Regions from separate parts of the Homo sapiens genome. Here all the other regions are linked to region 5. A link is a contact called in ENCODE Hi-C data. All regions are on one chromosome and are shown on one strand. The core of a region is the stretch at or near the end of the contact, and the rest is flanking DNA. Distances in the headings are between cores, read along the strand shown. Region 1 holds the start of MTMR12 (myotubularin related protein 12). Region 2 holds the start of TTC33 (tetratricopeptide repeat domain 33). Region 3 holds the start of ZFR (zinc finger RNA binding protein). Region 4 holds the start of TARS1-DT (TARS1 divergent transcript). Region 5 holds the start of NIPBL-DT (NIPBL divergent transcript).

Region 1 (2,767 bases), core at 87-2,586, 4.6 Mb before region 5:
CAGATGCAAAACAAGAAGGCTTCTCATTAGGCATTTGGATTAAGAACTATTGCTCAAGAAGCCCTGAGCAAGGCCTACAAGTTCTGATCTCTCTAACCTCCTCTCCTATGACTGTCCCCCTTGTCCATGGGCCTCTGCCATGCTGGCTTCCTTGACGCTCCGCCAACCCTTCAGACACACTCCCACCTCACGACCTTCCCGGGGGCTGTTCCCTCTACCTGGACGACTCTTCTCTCAGACCTCTCGTATCTTCAAGTCTCGGCTCAAATGCCACCTTTGCGAGGAGGAAAAAGATTTCTTTTCTTTCCCATGATATTTATCACCTCCTACTACACCGTATAATTTACTTAATTATCTATAATTCACCCCGTTTCTCCTTTCCCCCTCAAATAAGCTCCAGGAATGCAGAGATCTCTGTCCTGTTCACTGATGTCTATCACAAGCACTTAGTGCCTGACACACAGTAGGAGCTCGAGAAGTATTTTCTGAATGAATGAACAAATTTCTTGACCTGAAGATTCAGAAGAGTAAGAAGTGGGTGGAAAGGATGATGGTGAGGGGATGAGGAGAAAGAAGCGACAGCGGAGAATTCCCAAGGGAGAGACAAGCAGAGACTGGCTGAGGCCAGGCCGACCCCCTTTTCTCCCCGCAGCGCTGACGGGAGGCGGACGTAGGTGCAGGGCATCCCGCCAGCCGCACCCGAGGCACTCAGACGCAGGCAGCGGAGGCCGGCGGGCTTCTGGGCTCACTGAGAAAGTCCAGAGGCAGGACGGACCCACGCGGGCTCCGAGCAGGCCCCGTTGGGGGCTCCGACCCACGGCCCTACCCCTCCCAGCAGTGCCCACAACCCCAGGTCCTCTCCAGAATCCCCAGGGGCGTTCCGGGCCGCAATCCCTTCTCGGCTCGGGCCCCTCCACCAGCCTCCAGCGCTCGGGCCCTGCGCTCAGGCACCTGCCTGCCTGCGCCGGGGTCCCCATTCCGGCCCGCGCGGAGGCCCCAGCGCGCTCCTGCGGCCTCAGCCCGCCTGGCTGCCCCGTCGCCCGGCACAAGGGCAGGAAGCGCTCCGCGGCGCTCCCCGCTGCAAGGAAGGGGCTCCCGGCGCCCCTCGCCCCGGCCGCCCCTGCCCGACGCCCCGCCTGCGCGGCGCCCCCTCACCTCAGGGCGTACGTACGACACGAAGGAGGGCTTGGGGGCCTTGGTGCCGCCGCCACCGCCGACTACTCCTTTCCCCAGCATACCGCCGCCCTGGGAAGCAGCGACGCGCGGACGCAGAGGCGGCGGCTCGGGCTCCAGCTGGGGCAGCAGCGGCGGCCACCAGCACTAGCGGCTGGGGCTCCGCCCATCCCCAAGGCCGCGACCGCCGCGATGCCGCCCGCATCCGGCTCCGCCGCTGACACCGCTCGCCCCGCCCAGGCCCGTGGGCCCCGCCCATCCCGTGCGCGGGCCCAGAGAGCCGGGAGACCGCAACTGGAGGCCACGCCCCCCCATCACGTCAGGAGAGTTTGACCCGCCGAGATTCACCACCTTCCTGCGGCAGAGCCCGCCCTCATGCTTTCTCTGATTGGCCCGAGGCGCTGCCGGCCGAACCCCGCTCCCAACCCATTCTTGAGTGCACTTGGAGAGATGTTTCCTCCAACCAATCCAGAGAGCGTTCTCTCCGGACTTTCCAACGATTGGATGGCGAGGATAAAACCGTCGTCCAATGATCCTGCAGTCACCAAGTTGTCGTTAGCAGGGGTTCACGGCAGTCGTTTTCTTCCGTTTGCTTGTGTCTTTGGAATAAAACGTCCAAAAATGGGATGTATGGAATCTTGCTATAGGAGTTCCCAACTTACAGCGATGACGTTCAAGGTTTTTTATTTTATTATTATTTACTTTTGAGACGGAGTTTTGCTCTTGTCGCCCAGGCTGGAGTGCAATGGCGCGATCTCTGCTCATTGCAACCTCCGTCTCCCAGGTTCAAGCGATTCTCTTGCCTCAGCCTCCTGAGTAGCTGGGATTACAGGCGCCCGCCACTATATCCAGCTAATTTTGTGTGTGTGTGTGTGTGTGTGTGTGTGTGTCGTTCTGTCGCCCAGGCTTGAGTGCAATGGCGTAGTATAGGCTCACTGCAACCTCTGCCTCCCAGGTTCAAGCGATTCTCCTGCCTCAGCCTCCCGAGTAGCTGGGATTATAGGCGCCTGCCATCACACCCGGCTAATTTTTGTATTTTTAGTAGAGACGGGGTTTCACCATGTTGGCCAGGCTAGTCTCAAACCCCTAACCTCGTGATCCGCCCGCCTCAGCCTCCCAAAGTGTTGGGATTAGAGGCATGAGCCACCGCGCCATGCCGCTAATTTTTGTATTTTTAATGGAGACGGGGGTTTCACCATGTTGGCCAGGCTGGTCTCAAACTCCTGACTTCAGATGATCCACCCGCTTCGGCCTCCCGAAGTGCTGGGATTACAGGCGTGAGCCACCGCGCCCGACCTCAAGGTTTATTATTTTAAATGTAAACAAAAATGAGACAAACGATGACTCACGCCTCTAATCCCAGCACTTTGGGAGGCCGAGGCGGGTGGATCATCTGAAGTCAGGAGTTTGAGACCAGCCTGGCCAACATGGAGAAACCCTATCTCTACTAAAAATACAAAAATTAGCCTGGTGTGGTGGCGGGCGCCTGTAATCCCAGCTACTCGGGAGGCTGAGGCACGAGAATCGCTTGAACCAAGGTTGCAGTGAGCCAGGATCGCGCCACTGCACTCCAGCCTGGGTGGCAGAGCAAGAC
Region 2 (2,947 bases), core at 299-2,798, 3.9 Mb after region 5:
CATTTCTCCAGCAAACAGCGGCTAGTCATCTGCTCAAAGTAAAAGGAAAATAACAGATCTGAGTTCTTGAGAAAAAGGGAAAAGACTAAAATAGTCACTGTGGAGATAAGGAAAAGCAACAAAGGAAAAATAGAGATACCAAACAGTAGTATCAAGGGCCCACTACTGTGTAAAAGCATGAATCTGTTATCAAGGCCATTAGCAAAGTTTTATATTTTCTTCAAAAGTGTCTGGAAACCACAGAGTACAGTCAATTTCATACACGATATGTGCTACAAGAGAGTAAACAAAGGATGCCATGACATCAGAGAAGAGACACTTGAGGCTTTCTGGAGGACTTAAGCTTTGAAGAAAACTTAGCCAGGCTTAAAAAGGTATGTGAATCCTAGAGCATGCAAAGCACTTTCTGCATTAGAAAATTTAACATTCCCAGTTGTTTCAGATATCTTAAGCCGAACGAGTTTATTGTTCCTCTATGACTATCTGAACATGAAATTAAAACTTCTTATGAAGGAGGCTTTCCTGAGTCTAGTTAGAAGCACGAGGCTTCAACATCCTAGACTTAACATTTTTTTACCAGAGTAAGAAACCATGAGAGTAAACCACAATCCACACCGGTTTCATGTTAAACTCATGAAACCAGACAAATTCAACCTTTTATATAGGATTATATTTCAGGAATGGCATAACGATTCTAAACAACGACGCTGTATTCTAAATTCCTGTACTGTTACAAAGATCCCTATAGTAGGCGCTCAACAACTGGCGACGGCTTCACATTTACCCAGCCGCCAGAGAGGGCTTGTCTTGAGTGTGTCTGAGGATGCAGCACCCAAAGGGAAAAACCACTACATGAACAAGATCAGGAAATCACAACAGCATCCTTCTGGGTAAAAGGAGGTATTCAGAGGTGAGGAATCCAAGAAACGATTTACCCAAAAACGCCACCGCAAGAGAAAAACCAGTATTAGTGACTTTCCCTTCATCGGTCAACAATAATAAAAACGCTCAGAAAGGCTGCCCCGGACGTCACCTGCGCGTTCACGGACCGCCCCGGGCCGCAGACACCTCTCCAGCGGGGAGCGGCCGGCTCGTCCCGCCCGTCCCACCGCTCAGGGAAGGTTGCGGCCGCGCAGCTCCGCGAAGGTGCCACGGCGGGCCCGACCCTCAGACTCGCTTGTCCCTGGAGACCAACCCTAGCGACCAGGCTCTGCCGGATCCCGTCGGGTTTCAACTCCTATTCCGAAGGTCCTTTCTCCCCTAATCACAACACCCACTCGCCTCTTTTTCCTCCTCTTCCTCAGCTTCCACCGCCGACCGGGCAGCCCCAGTTACCCGATAACGGCTCCCAAGGCCCCGTGTTTACATTCTTTCCCACTGGAAGCAGAAATTATCACGCCCAAATTCCTACCTGCCTTCCCTGGATTCCTGGTTTCCTAAGAAACGGGTTTGGCCCACCCCTGGGCGTTCGAACAGTCCACAGAAGCGGGCAAAGGAAAGACGACTCAGTCTTTCCCCTCCGCCAATCTCTTCTCCGGGACCACAAATCCCAGAAGTCACCGCGGCCGCCCCCACTGCATGACCTTCTGGGATTTGTAGTAGTCAGGGCCACGCGGCTGGGCGCGCCCTCTAGCAGCAGCCCTGAGTGACCGCAGCGCACGAGCGCGGGAAAATGAGGCTGCGCGGGCTGAAGAGCGCACCGAGAGGAGCCGCCCCCGCGGTACCGCGCAGCCTCGCGTCCCGTCAGTGGGGAACAAGGTGAGGGGAAAACTTATTTTACGGGATTCAAAGGATTAGGATATGCTCCTTCCCCGAAGGGGTTTATAGCCTAGCTGATGAGGTCGGCCAGACGCAGAGAACAGAGAGGCAAAATTCGGTTATAAAGGGCTCGAGGCGGCCGGGCGGGGAGGCTAGTCAGGGAGGCTCGAGGCTGAACTGCAGGCTTCACGTTAAAGTTACAAGTGAGTTGGACCCAGAAGGCAGAATTACAGCCAGAACGTAGCTGTGCATCATGTCTTGAAAATAAACGAGCACATGTAATAAAGGTAATCAAGATTGTTAATTTCTCCAACTCTCCTGCCCAAAAGACTCATTTTTGGAAGTCATACTTTCTCAGCCTCAGCACCATTAACATTTCAAACTGGATAATGCTTTGTTGGGGGACGGGGTGTTCTGTGCATTGTAGGGTGCTTAGCAGCATCTCTGGTCTCTGTCCACGGGATGTCACCACCAGTCGATTGTGACAGCCAATGGTTTCCCCAGTGAAATTTCCCCTGGAAGAAAAACTATCCCTCCCACCCTGCCCCGTTGAGAACCACTGATGTCGACCAACGATTGTCCTGAGGGTCAATGACACCCTTTCAAAGCCAAAATTATTTTCATACTAATATGAAGACGTGATTTGCCCTTTGCACAATGCTGACATTTGCACTGATGGTGGAAAAGCAATGGTAGGTCAAGGTGCTGGCCCCTCCACAGGAATTACAGTAATGACACCAAACCGTACTGGAGCTCTTCACCACCACACGCTCACAGTAAGAAAAATGGGCCGGGCGCGGTGGTTCACGCCTGTAATCTTAGCACTTTGGGAGGTCAGGAGTTCGAGACCAGCCTGGCCAACATGGCGAAACCCCATCTCTACCAAAAATACAAAAATTAGCCAGGCCTGGCGGCACGCACCTGAATCCCAACTACTCGGGAGGCTGGGGTGGGAGGATCCCTTGAGCCTGGGAGGTCGAGGCTGCAGTGAGCCGAGGTCATGCCACTGCATTCCAGCCTGGATGACAGAGCAAGGCACGGTCTCAAAAAAAAAAAAAAAAATGGAAAAATGAACGCTGTCACCAGAGAATATCCCTGATGAAGTTGTAAAAGTTACTTTATTATAACCACTCCGACACTTAATATTCTTTGTAAAAACTTGGAAGTCCTCACAAAGTACTTCTGCTGC
Region 3 (2,987 bases), core at 483-2,982, 4.4 Mb before region 5:
GGGCAACATAGGTCCTTTCTCTCTAAGAAAAATTATTTATTCAAAAAAAAAAAATCAAGAGCAAAAGAGACTGAACTCGGGTCTTCTGGCTCCCAATGATGCCCTTTCCATTAAACACCGTGCCTCCTGAAGTAAATCAAATGAAAAAAACTGCCTGGGTTTAACCAACATCTAACATACATAAAAAGCATATCACGCAGGAGCCGTGTGCGCTTATGGCCTGAATCAAAAGTCTCAGATTGACTCAAAAGTAACAATTTAACAATCCACTGTTGTGTTTGTCTTTGGTAAGATGTATAATGAACTACAGACTTCAGAAATGAGAGCTTCCCTTAAAGCAGGGATTTCATCCGGTGCATTACAATGACTCAGTACAATCTCACTTGCATCTTCTTCCCTCCCCACCATTCCCCGCAGGGGAAAGACCCCCGCAAGGAGAATGACAGGCCCACCTGGGGCCTAAACTCCATAGCTCAAACAAGGCTGGGCACTCATTTATCAGCACTAGAAACTTCGCACATCTTTTCCAGTCTAAGAACTACACAATTTACAGGTGGTTGGTATGTGAATCTCTCTCCTTGCAGGAAAAACTAAAGGAACCCGATGAACACAGTGACACCCGCAGTTTGTCAGCAGGACTCGCTAGCGATGGAGCGTCTGGGGAAGAAGCCCCACGGCGGAGGAAAAGGTACCCGAGACAACGACACGTTATCTGGGCTCCGGGGGTTGAAGCACCAGGCGACGACGCAGAGAGGCGTCGCACGAGAAGCCAGTGGACCTGCGACACGGCACTCCCCGTGAGGTCCCTTCAGCCACCCTCTCCATCCCCCAAGTGGGAAGAAGATGGGAGGTGGGGGCTGGACGCGCGGAGGCGGGGACTGGGGGGCCTGCCGGGCGGCGGTGGCGGCTCCGCTCGGCGGCCGCAGGAGGCCATTTTAGTTAAGGGGCCGCTGAAGGGCCCTGAGGCCTCCACGTCCCTACACCTCCGCCGTCTCTACCTCCCCCCTACTGGGGGCCGCTCCCCGCCGCGGGCCGGGCCGGGCCGGGCAAGGCGGGGCGGGGCGGGGCGGGGCGGGAGAGGCCGCCGGGCTGGGCCGGGCCAGGCCTGCAGCGGGCCGGGGCTCTGGGATGGCTGGGGACGGGCGCGGGGGCGTCGCATCGACAGGATCCGGACCGAGGGGAGAGCAAGGGGCGAACAGAGAGAAGGCAGGATGCCGTTACCTATATTGGGCCGCAGCCGCCGCCGCCGCCGCCCCGCTGTGGGTGAATCCAAAGTAGTTGCCGGTCGCCATTTTGGCATCTTCCCCCAGCCGGCTGGGCACTGCGGCGGGCACGAAGAGTCGGGTCCCATGGCGGGACAAGAGACACAGAGGAGCCGAGACGCCGAGGGAGGGCAGGGAGAGAAAGAGAGAGGCGCCGTGAGAGCAGCCCTGGCGGGGCCCAGGCCGCGGCCGCGCCGCCTCCCCCTCCCGCCTCGCACTCCCTCACTCACTCGCACGCCCGGGTGGCGGCCGCCGCCTCCTCCCCGGAGCCTGCCCCAACCCCCGCGGCTCCCCGCTGCCCGGGGCCAGGGAGGGGGCCGGGCAGAGGCCTCGCGGGCCACATTAGACTCACCATAGGTGAAAGAAACTACAGGGCATATGGGAATCATGGGCTCGGGCTGCTGCTGCTGAACTCTGAACTCTCACCCGCTGCCTCCCTCCTCTGCCCCGCTCCTCCTCAGCGGAGAACAGACCGCCGCCTCCGACCGCACTGCGCAGGCGCGCCTGTGCTCGGCATCCTGGGAGCTGTAGTCCCCGCCGTCTTCGCGGCTCCCCCGGGCGCGTGCCGGGGCCTCGGCGGTGCGGGCGCGGGGAAGCCCGCGGGGGAAGAGGGGCCTGGCCTTCTCCGAAGTGGTGGTGACGCCGCGCGGCCGCGGGGCGACGGGGGCGTGTGCCAGAAGCGCCTCGCCTGTCCTCTGGGGAGTCGGGGAGCGTGACCAGAGAGAGTGACGTCTGTTCGCCTTTTTCTTTGCTTTCCACTGGCTTCCTTAACTTTTGCATGTGCACTTATTCCCTGCCTCCCTGTCTTCCTCGCTCATTAATTTTTCATTGGAATTCGAGCTGGGCAATTTAGGATTTTTCCTTATTTCCTGCTTTCCCGCAGCTTTTCCCCAACCTCTGAAGTGCGGAGGGAGGGAGAAGGAGAGGAGAGAAATAGAAAAAGGATGGAGAGTGCTTTTCTGTTGGACTAAAAGCACACCCTAAACATCCCTCCCGGACATACCTCTTGCTATACCCTTTCCTCGACCTGCACCCACTCCCTGAGCCATCCGGCGTATATCGGTCACCCAGCAGGGTGTCAGGCAGTGTTGTAGGTGCTGGAGATACGGCAGAGAACAAAACAAAGTCCCTGTTCCCGTGGAGTTTACGTTCTAGGAGCGGGTATATGTCAGCCAACAGCCGGTAGCCAAAACACAGAAATTCTGTCTGATGGTGACTGGAGCTTCAAGCATAAATAAAGCAGAGTAAGGAAAATAAGGGTAAGGGAGGTGCTATTTCATGTAGAGTGTGGTTAGGGAGACCACTTGAAGGAAGGAAGGACAGGCCTGGGAGATGCCTGCAGGAAGAGCAGCAAGTGGAAGGGTCCAGATGAAGGAATGAATGTTCAAGAGCAAGAAGATCAGTCTGGCTGGAGTCAAGTGAGAGGGAGACCAGATCACGTGCCAGATCTTTAGTGGTAAGGACAGAACAGTACTTGCCCCCATGTAAGCATTTCCTCTTTCCCTCTGTTTCCTCGCTTTCTTCCCTTTAGTTTCTCAGTTCGTTTTCAACCATTCTCTTTCCTCTTCCAGTCCCTCTTCTGATCGTCTAGTTTCTCTGGCCTTATGTTTCGTGTCTTCCATCAAGTACATATGTACTGCCTGCATTTCACCTCTTCCTTACCTTCTCCATGCCCATCCCCCAGACTCCCTGCTCCTCATCTCTCCTCATTGTTGGATATGAACA
Region 4 (2,987 bases), core at 175-2,674, 3.4 Mb before region 5:
CTACCAAGAACCACATGAAACTACCAGCAGACACTATTGTAAGCGCCAAGGGGACCTTTCTCCTTGGCCCTCTGAGGTTTGGCTGAAAATCACTAACATGAGGAACATTAATAGAAAAAACATACAAATTTACTTAACGTGTATACACAGGAAGAATCACAGCGTGATTACCCACCCCTCAGAGGGCTTCAGAAGCTTGTGGATACAATCCCAGCGACACAGGTTATGATAGGGAGAAGAGGAATTCTGTTGAGGGATTACAAAGGAGAATGAATGTATCAGGAACACATTAATTTGTACAACATCTTGTGAAAGGGTCTGCTCAGGTGTGATTACTACATTCTTGGTCTTACAGGGAGGCAACAAAAACAATTATGTTCCTTGTGATGTGTCTAAACTTTATCCTTTGCTTTGGCAGAGATGGCGTGGGGATTTAGGGGAGTGGGACCTTGAGGCTTCTTCAGTTCAGATGTCAAAACGCCATTATTTGGGGGTATGTTTCTGCGCCTCCAACACTGTTTAACAGGGAGGCTTGTTTCATCCAGTAAGGGAGTCAAGAAATGGTTCCCCGAAGAAAACGATTCTTGAAATCTGACAATAAATGAGGTGTCAAACAGGCAAAAAGTGTGTCGGAATGAGCACGGATGAGGGTAGGGTGGAAAAATCTTGGTACTTAGTCTGTGGGAAGACCTGAGGAAAAAAAGCCACTACAGTTTATAGTTCAGTGTATGGTGGGCGAACGAGATGAAGCCGAAAACTTGGACAATCAGGGATTGTCCAAGAGCAAGGGAAAGCCACCAAAGATTTTTCAGCAGATTGCCGTGATCATATTTGTATTTGAAGACTACAACGATGCTGTATGAAAAATGGATGCACAAAGCCGAATTGGGAAGCTATTGTTCCTGGAAAGTATAACCCTGAAGGCGGAGAGTTGTAGAGAACAGAACTGATGTTTAAAAAGAAAAATCCACAAAACGTGGTGGTGGAGCACGTACCTGAAGTTATGCCTATTGCGCTTCTGATTTCAAATAAGTAATTGTTTTAAATTGCCTACTAACATAAAAAAGCCCAGTCGATTCCAAACACTGGCACCCAGGCGTGAGAATCCATGGTTATTTCCTTGGGTGAGCTTTATTGTATTTTTGCGGGCGCTATGGAAATGCTCCTCCAGGCAGTACAGATCAGCAGCGGCTCGTAGTGAAGAACGTTCAAGGAAGAGTTTGTCCCGGATCAACAGGACATGGGGCTTGGGAAGCCTGGACTGCCATGAGGAAGGTCGATTCACCACTACAGACAGGGAGCCTGAGGCCTGGGTGGTGCCGACAAGTCGGCAGTCACGCCAGGTCAGGAAGCGCCGAAGCCGCGGGAAACCCTGGACTCCATCCCGGGATTTGTCCCCGTGTCGAAGATGGTATCCAGGTCGCCGAAAACTTCCCGGAAGTTTAGACCAAGACCTACTTATTATCTACGGTGTCCGGGAAGGTCCATGATTGTTCCACATAAAGTCAGAAGGGAGGAAAGGCGCACGCGCATTGGGGACTTGACTCTGGAAAGCGTCCAGACCAAGGTCAGCGGAGAGTAGGCATGTAGCTTCTGCAGTTGCTCCTCCTCACCCTCCGCGACCTGATTTCCTAGAAGGGCTCTGTCACCCGAAAAGATTTTCCACTGGCTTAGAGGAGGGAGGGCCCGCCTTCCCCCGTTATCCATTGGCTGCTCGTTCCGCCGCAAGTTGGGGGCGGGGTTAGGGCGCCTTTCGATTGCATCAGCTGGTCCAGCCGAGGCCAAGTCCCGGGCGCTAGCCCACCTCCCACCCGCCTCTTGGCTCCTCTCCTCTAGGCCGTCGCTTTCGGGTTCTCTCATCGCTTCGTCGTTCGCCAATGTTTGAGGAGAAGGCCAGCAGTCCTTCAGGGAAGATGGGAGGCGAGGAGAAGCCGGTGAGCAAACTTGGTGGGACCCAGAGACCAGCCTGGGACTCTAGTGGGTGCAGACGCTACGCTCGCGGCGGGAGCGGGGGGCAGGAAGCAGGAAGCGGCCGGGACCGCGTGGGTCGGAGAAGTGGGGGATGGTGGGACTCCTGGAAAGTCGGAACCCCCTTTGGGAACCATCCATTCATAAATTAGGGTGGGGCCTTGCAGTTCATCTGTGGGTCCATTCTCTTTACAGATGAGGAAACAGACCTTGAGTGAGCGACTTGTTCAGAGCCTCACATCTACAGTAGTTAGACGCGGAGACAGAATCAGAATCTTAGGCTTGAGGCTTCCAAACTTGCGTTTATGGCTTACTGTAAGCGGGAAACACATTGCAGAGCCTTATTTAATCAATCTCCTAAGATCCTGCGGGGGTAAAGAGCTCCATTTTAAGGAAAGGAAAACCGAGTGCCCGAGATCTGACCCAGCTTGTCCAAGTTTGGGTGGTTAAGTATACATTTTGCCCGGCACTGATCTGGGCGGTGCATGTGGGAAGATGAATAGGGCCCAGTTCCCCGACTTTGAGGGCCTCACAGGCTGATGTGTAAGAGACAGGAAAACAGCCCTAGTGCTTTGTGATCAACCTTGTGGTATTACAGAAGAGGAAGTTTAGGAAGGCACTTTAGAATTTAGTTTGGAAGAATGATTTCACCAGGTAAACAGGCAGGACGGGGCTTCCCACGTAAAGGTAGGGAAGGCAGTGAAAAGGGGCACGCAGGTGAATTGTCTTTCGGGTTGTTTGCAAGAGATATGCCAGAAGGGTTAAAGGAACAGTAATCAGAAGGATCTTAGGCAACAAGGATGTTTGAAACTTGTATTCTATACATGAAGGATCTTAAGCAGGAAGATTGTATTTGTAAAAGTCACGCTGGCATTGGGATAGAAGGTTAGGCCACATGCAGAAGGCTGTTGTAATAGTCCAAGTGAGAAGTGGTGACGTCTTCAGCTAAGGGATCCTCTATCCCAAGTCTGTGACAGGACAGTTCACTTAAAAGCCAAATTTTTTTCTTGATTGTCCAC
Region 5 (3,015 bases), core at 170-2,669:
GAGAAGGGGGCTAGGGAACTTTCAGTTTAAAAGTAGCCGCGGAAGCACCGAGTGACACGAGCAAAATCCTGAAGGTGAAGGAGCAAGCCCTGTGGACGACGCTCAGGGAAGAGTCCTACTCGCAAGGATGCCAGGGCAGGCCCGCCCCCACCCTCAACGGCGCGCGGGGACTTCTGCCGCAGTCAAGGCTTTGGCTCACTCCCCTCAAGACGGGAAGCCATTCGCAGGGCCTAGAGAAAAGGAGTGACAGGATCTTGGCCCCCTGAGTGGCCTGAGGCAAAAGGAATAATCTAAGCAAGTTTTCCTACTTACTTTTAGCGCACTGGTACACACACAAATACACAATACAATTCATATAACACGAATTTCGTCCCGGTTGAGTAAAATTCCGCTTACCTACTGCACTTTTTACCGAAAATAGCCCCTTTTTAATTTACACAAACTTAATAGAGAACGGTGGAACAATGGTTACTTCTTGTTTTACAATTTAAAAACTACAACAACCATAGTACTGTACGTATAATCACATATTGTATTCCAGCCTTGTCCAGCGCCTCAGTTTTCCGAACCTAAAGAGGAAAACGATGTTTGAAATCAGCTGGCCGCAGGCCCGCGGGTCGCCCGCAGTCACCGGTGGCTGAGTCGGGGCCGGCGGTTCTCCCCGCGCGCTCGGCTCCACCCACACCTAGAGGGGGGCGCCCGGGCAGCCGCGGGCGAGCTTCTCGCTCGCGCAGCGTCGCCTACAGGCCTTTATCCTGACCGTTAGAGAAGAACCCAAACCTCTGCCGACAAAAAGCAAAAGCAGCGGAGACCGCGTATTTCCAGAAATAAACGCATCATCACAAACACGATTCCAATTCAATCCAGCCGACAGTCGTCTTCACCTCCAAAGGTTGCGTTCTTATTCGCAGAAATAACACGCAGTCGGGCGTAAGGTCCCGGCTCTCAAAAGGCAAGGTGTACGATCCATCCATCCACCCGGCTGCAGGGACACCATTTAAAACGGGCATCATCGCCATCGAATCGCGGGCGTCCTCTGTGGGGCCGCCCGGAGATCGGCTCCCTAAAGCTAACGACGACCTGGGACAGCCAGCGCGGCCTCCAGCCGCCGCCGTCGGCGACCTGAGAGCCCGTCCGGGCCTGAGTGCCCCCCACGCTCACGACCACCACCGAACTCGGGCCCCGCTCCTGTCGGCCTCCAGGAAAATAAAGACAGAGGAGAGCCGGCCCGCCTGTGTCGCAGGGCAAACGTCGCTCTGAAGCATCGACAATACTGGCAACATCCACAGCCGCCCTGAGGGGACGGGCGTAGAGGAGAGCTGCCGCCTCCCGGCTGCTGGGCCCGGGTGCCGCGCGGCGCGGCCGAGGACGCGAGCCCAAGTGGCGGCAGCGGCGGCTGCGGCGGTGGCGGAAGTGGAGTGGGGAAGAGGGGGTGGTTGTTAGTGTTTGGCGCCGGCGGAGGGAGTCATTCCTGCAGCTGCACTTCCGGTCGGCATTTTGTTCTGAGAGGGAGAGACGGAACGAGAGAGAGACACACACAGGGCTCCTTCCCCCCGCCCTCCCCCCCCTCCCTCCGTCGGTACCGACTCACCCGACACCACCAAGCCGCAGGGAGGGACGCCCCCGCCGACAGGAGAATTGGTTCCCGGGCCCGCGGCGATGCCCCCCCGGTAGCTCGGGCCCGTGGTCGGGTGTTTGTGAGTGTTTCTATGTGGGAGAAGGAGGAGGAGGAGGAAGAAGAAGCAACGATTTGTCTTCTCGGCTGGTCTCCCCCCGGCTCTACATGTTCCCCGCACTGAGGAGACGGAAGAGGAGCCGTAGCCACCCCCCCTCCCGGCCCGGATTATAGTCTCTCGCCACAGCGGCCTCGGCCTCCCCTTGGATTCAGACGCCGATTCGCCCAGGTAAATTCCTGCTCTTTATTTCGGCGGCGGCGGCGGCGGCGCCGGCGCCAGGTCCTCAGCGTCTCTCCTCCTCGCTCCCCTCCCCGCCGTTTCCTTAGCGGCCCCAGGTCTCTTCCACAGGCGAGTCTAGAGTTCGCTCCTCTCTGGTGGCAGCCGCCTTGGGTAGCGGTGGTTTTGTACCCTCTCCCGGCCGGCTCCGGTGGCGGGGACTGGGCTCCTGCTGGGCGGCCGGGGAGGCGTAGGCCCGGCGGAGAGTGCAGGCCGCGGGCCAGCGGAATCTACTTGAGCTCGGGGATTAGGAGAGCTCCGGGCTGAGCGGAGCGACTGCTGGTCGGTGACAGGCCTCGCCCGGGAGTGGAGCCGTAGCTAGTGGGGAGGCGGAAACAATACAACTAACAGCAAATGTGCCCTGATCGTCCCCATATTTACAACTTTCCCGGTCCGGGAGTGGGGAACGTCCCAGTGAAACAAACAACCTCCCTTCTTCCCCCTGTGACCCCATGAAGGGAGGAAGTAGTTTCAGTTAGTGAGACAAACGTAAATACTCAGACGCGGATCCAGTGGTAATTCTTTCTCTTTCTAAAACTTGTTTGGACGTTGGAAAGTTCATAAAGACTCATTTTCTTTTTTAAAGAATTAAATCGTCCACATGAATATTTAATACAGAAAAACATACTGTGGTAGACACTGCACATCTCCCCCTCCCCAAGAGCTTTTATCTTGTTGTTTTGACAGTGTGTTGTTGCACATGGACTTTTTATTCAAAGACAAGTATAAAGTACTTGACAGGTTTACTCTGCCACTTTCTATTTGTATGCGTTATGTAAGGGCAGTTTTAAGCGACTATACGTAAAACACTCAGGTACTTCCTGACCAAAACGTGTAGGAGCATACAAAGAATTTTAAGTGTTCTGAGAATTGTGCTGAGATACGGGTAAAACCACTTTTCTTTTCTTTTTCCAAAAAAGAAATTAAGTTATACTTAAAATCCTTGGGAGGTTAAAAAATTGTAGAAGGTGCCATCCTTTTATGTCAGGGCAGTTCTTCTTGAGGTCCCAGGATTGTCATTGGCTGTTTGTGCCATGATGTTTGACTGTGTAATGAGAGAGGT

The links. A loop is a pair of places that touch in the nucleus more often than their neighbours do. Pooled maps may share reads with other maps.
Region 1: a map of CD4-positive, alpha-beta T cell shows a loop between it and region 5 (7-fold over the local background). The contact joins the promoter of MTMR12 here to the promoter of NIPBL-DT in region 5. A Hi-C loop is called at or near these places in 4 of 168 maps with a recorded cell type or tissue (CD4-positive, alpha-beta T cell, CD4-positive, alpha-beta memory T cell, CD8-positive, alpha-beta T cell and 1 more), 2 of 37 single-sample maps with no recorded cell type and 7 of 50 pooled maps.
Region 2: a map of CD8-positive, alpha-beta T cell shows a loop between it and region 5 (9-fold over the local background). The contact joins the promoter of TTC33 here to the promoter of NIPBL-DT in region 5. A Hi-C loop is called at or near these places in 2 of 168 maps with a recorded cell type or tissue (CD8-positive, alpha-beta T cell and naive thymus-derived CD4-positive, alpha-beta T cell) and 10 of 50 pooled maps.
Region 3: a loop to region 5 is called in a map of B cell, with 7 times the contacts of the local background. The contact joins the promoter of ZFR here to the promoter of NIPBL-DT in region 5. A Hi-C loop is called at or near these places in 1 of 168 maps with a recorded cell type or tissue (B cell), 1 of 37 single-sample maps with no recorded cell type and 9 of 50 pooled maps.
Region 4: a map of CD8-positive, alpha-beta T cell shows a loop between it and region 5 (17-fold over the local background). The contact joins the promoter of TARS1-DT here to the promoter of NIPBL-DT in region 5. A Hi-C loop is called at or near these places in 3 of 168 maps with a recorded cell type or tissue (CD8-positive, alpha-beta T cell and naive thymus-derived CD4-positive, alpha-beta T cell), 2 of 37 single-sample maps with no recorded cell type and 12 of 50 pooled maps.

Annotation. Positions count from the first base shown.
Region 1 is chr5:32,311,603-32,314,369 of GRCh38, forward strand. MTMR12 (myotubularin related protein 12) reads right to left here and starts at 1,337. Exons shown (of 16, transcript NM_001040446.3): 1 at 1,156-1,337. The coding sequence starts at 1,236. RefSeq lists silencers at 666-805, 876-1,665 and an enhancer at 1,756-1,805.
Region 2 is chr5:40,754,413-40,757,359 of GRCh38, forward strand. TTC33 (tetratricopeptide repeat domain 33) reads right to left here and starts at 1,549. Exons shown (of 5, transcript NM_012382.3): 1 at 1,412-1,549. RefSeq lists an enhancer at 1,423-1,572.
Region 3 is chr5:32,443,008-32,445,994 of GRCh38, forward strand. ZFR (zinc finger RNA binding protein) reads right to left here and starts at 1,733. Exons shown (of 20, transcript NM_016107.5): 1 at 1,615-1,733; 2 at 1,222-1,321. The coding sequence starts at 1,651. RefSeq lists silencers at 776-1,115, 1,346-2,035 and an enhancer at 827-1,384.
Region 4 is chr5:33,439,210-33,442,196 of GRCh38, forward strand. TARS1-DT (TARS1 divergent transcript) reads right to left here and starts at 1,425. Exons shown (of 3, transcript XR_001742630.2): 1 at 996-1,425. TARS1 (threonyl-tRNA synthetase 1) reads left to right here and starts at 1,756. Exons shown (of 19, transcript NM_152295.5): 1 at 1,756-1,934. The coding sequence starts at 1,878. RefSeq lists enhancers at 1,102-1,689, 1,344-1,653, 1,754-1,943, 2,204-2,263, 2,278-2,864.
Region 5 is chr5:36,875,275-36,878,289 of GRCh38, forward strand. NIPBL-DT (NIPBL divergent transcript) reads right to left here and starts at 1,420. Exons shown (of 1, transcript NR_046262.1): 1 at 1-1,420. It overlaps NIPBL (NIPBL cohesin loading factor), which reads left to right and starts at 1,495. Exons shown (of 47, transcript NM_133433.4): 1 at 1,495-1,904. RefSeq lists an enhancer at 791-840 and silencers at 1,251-1,360, 2,001-2,120.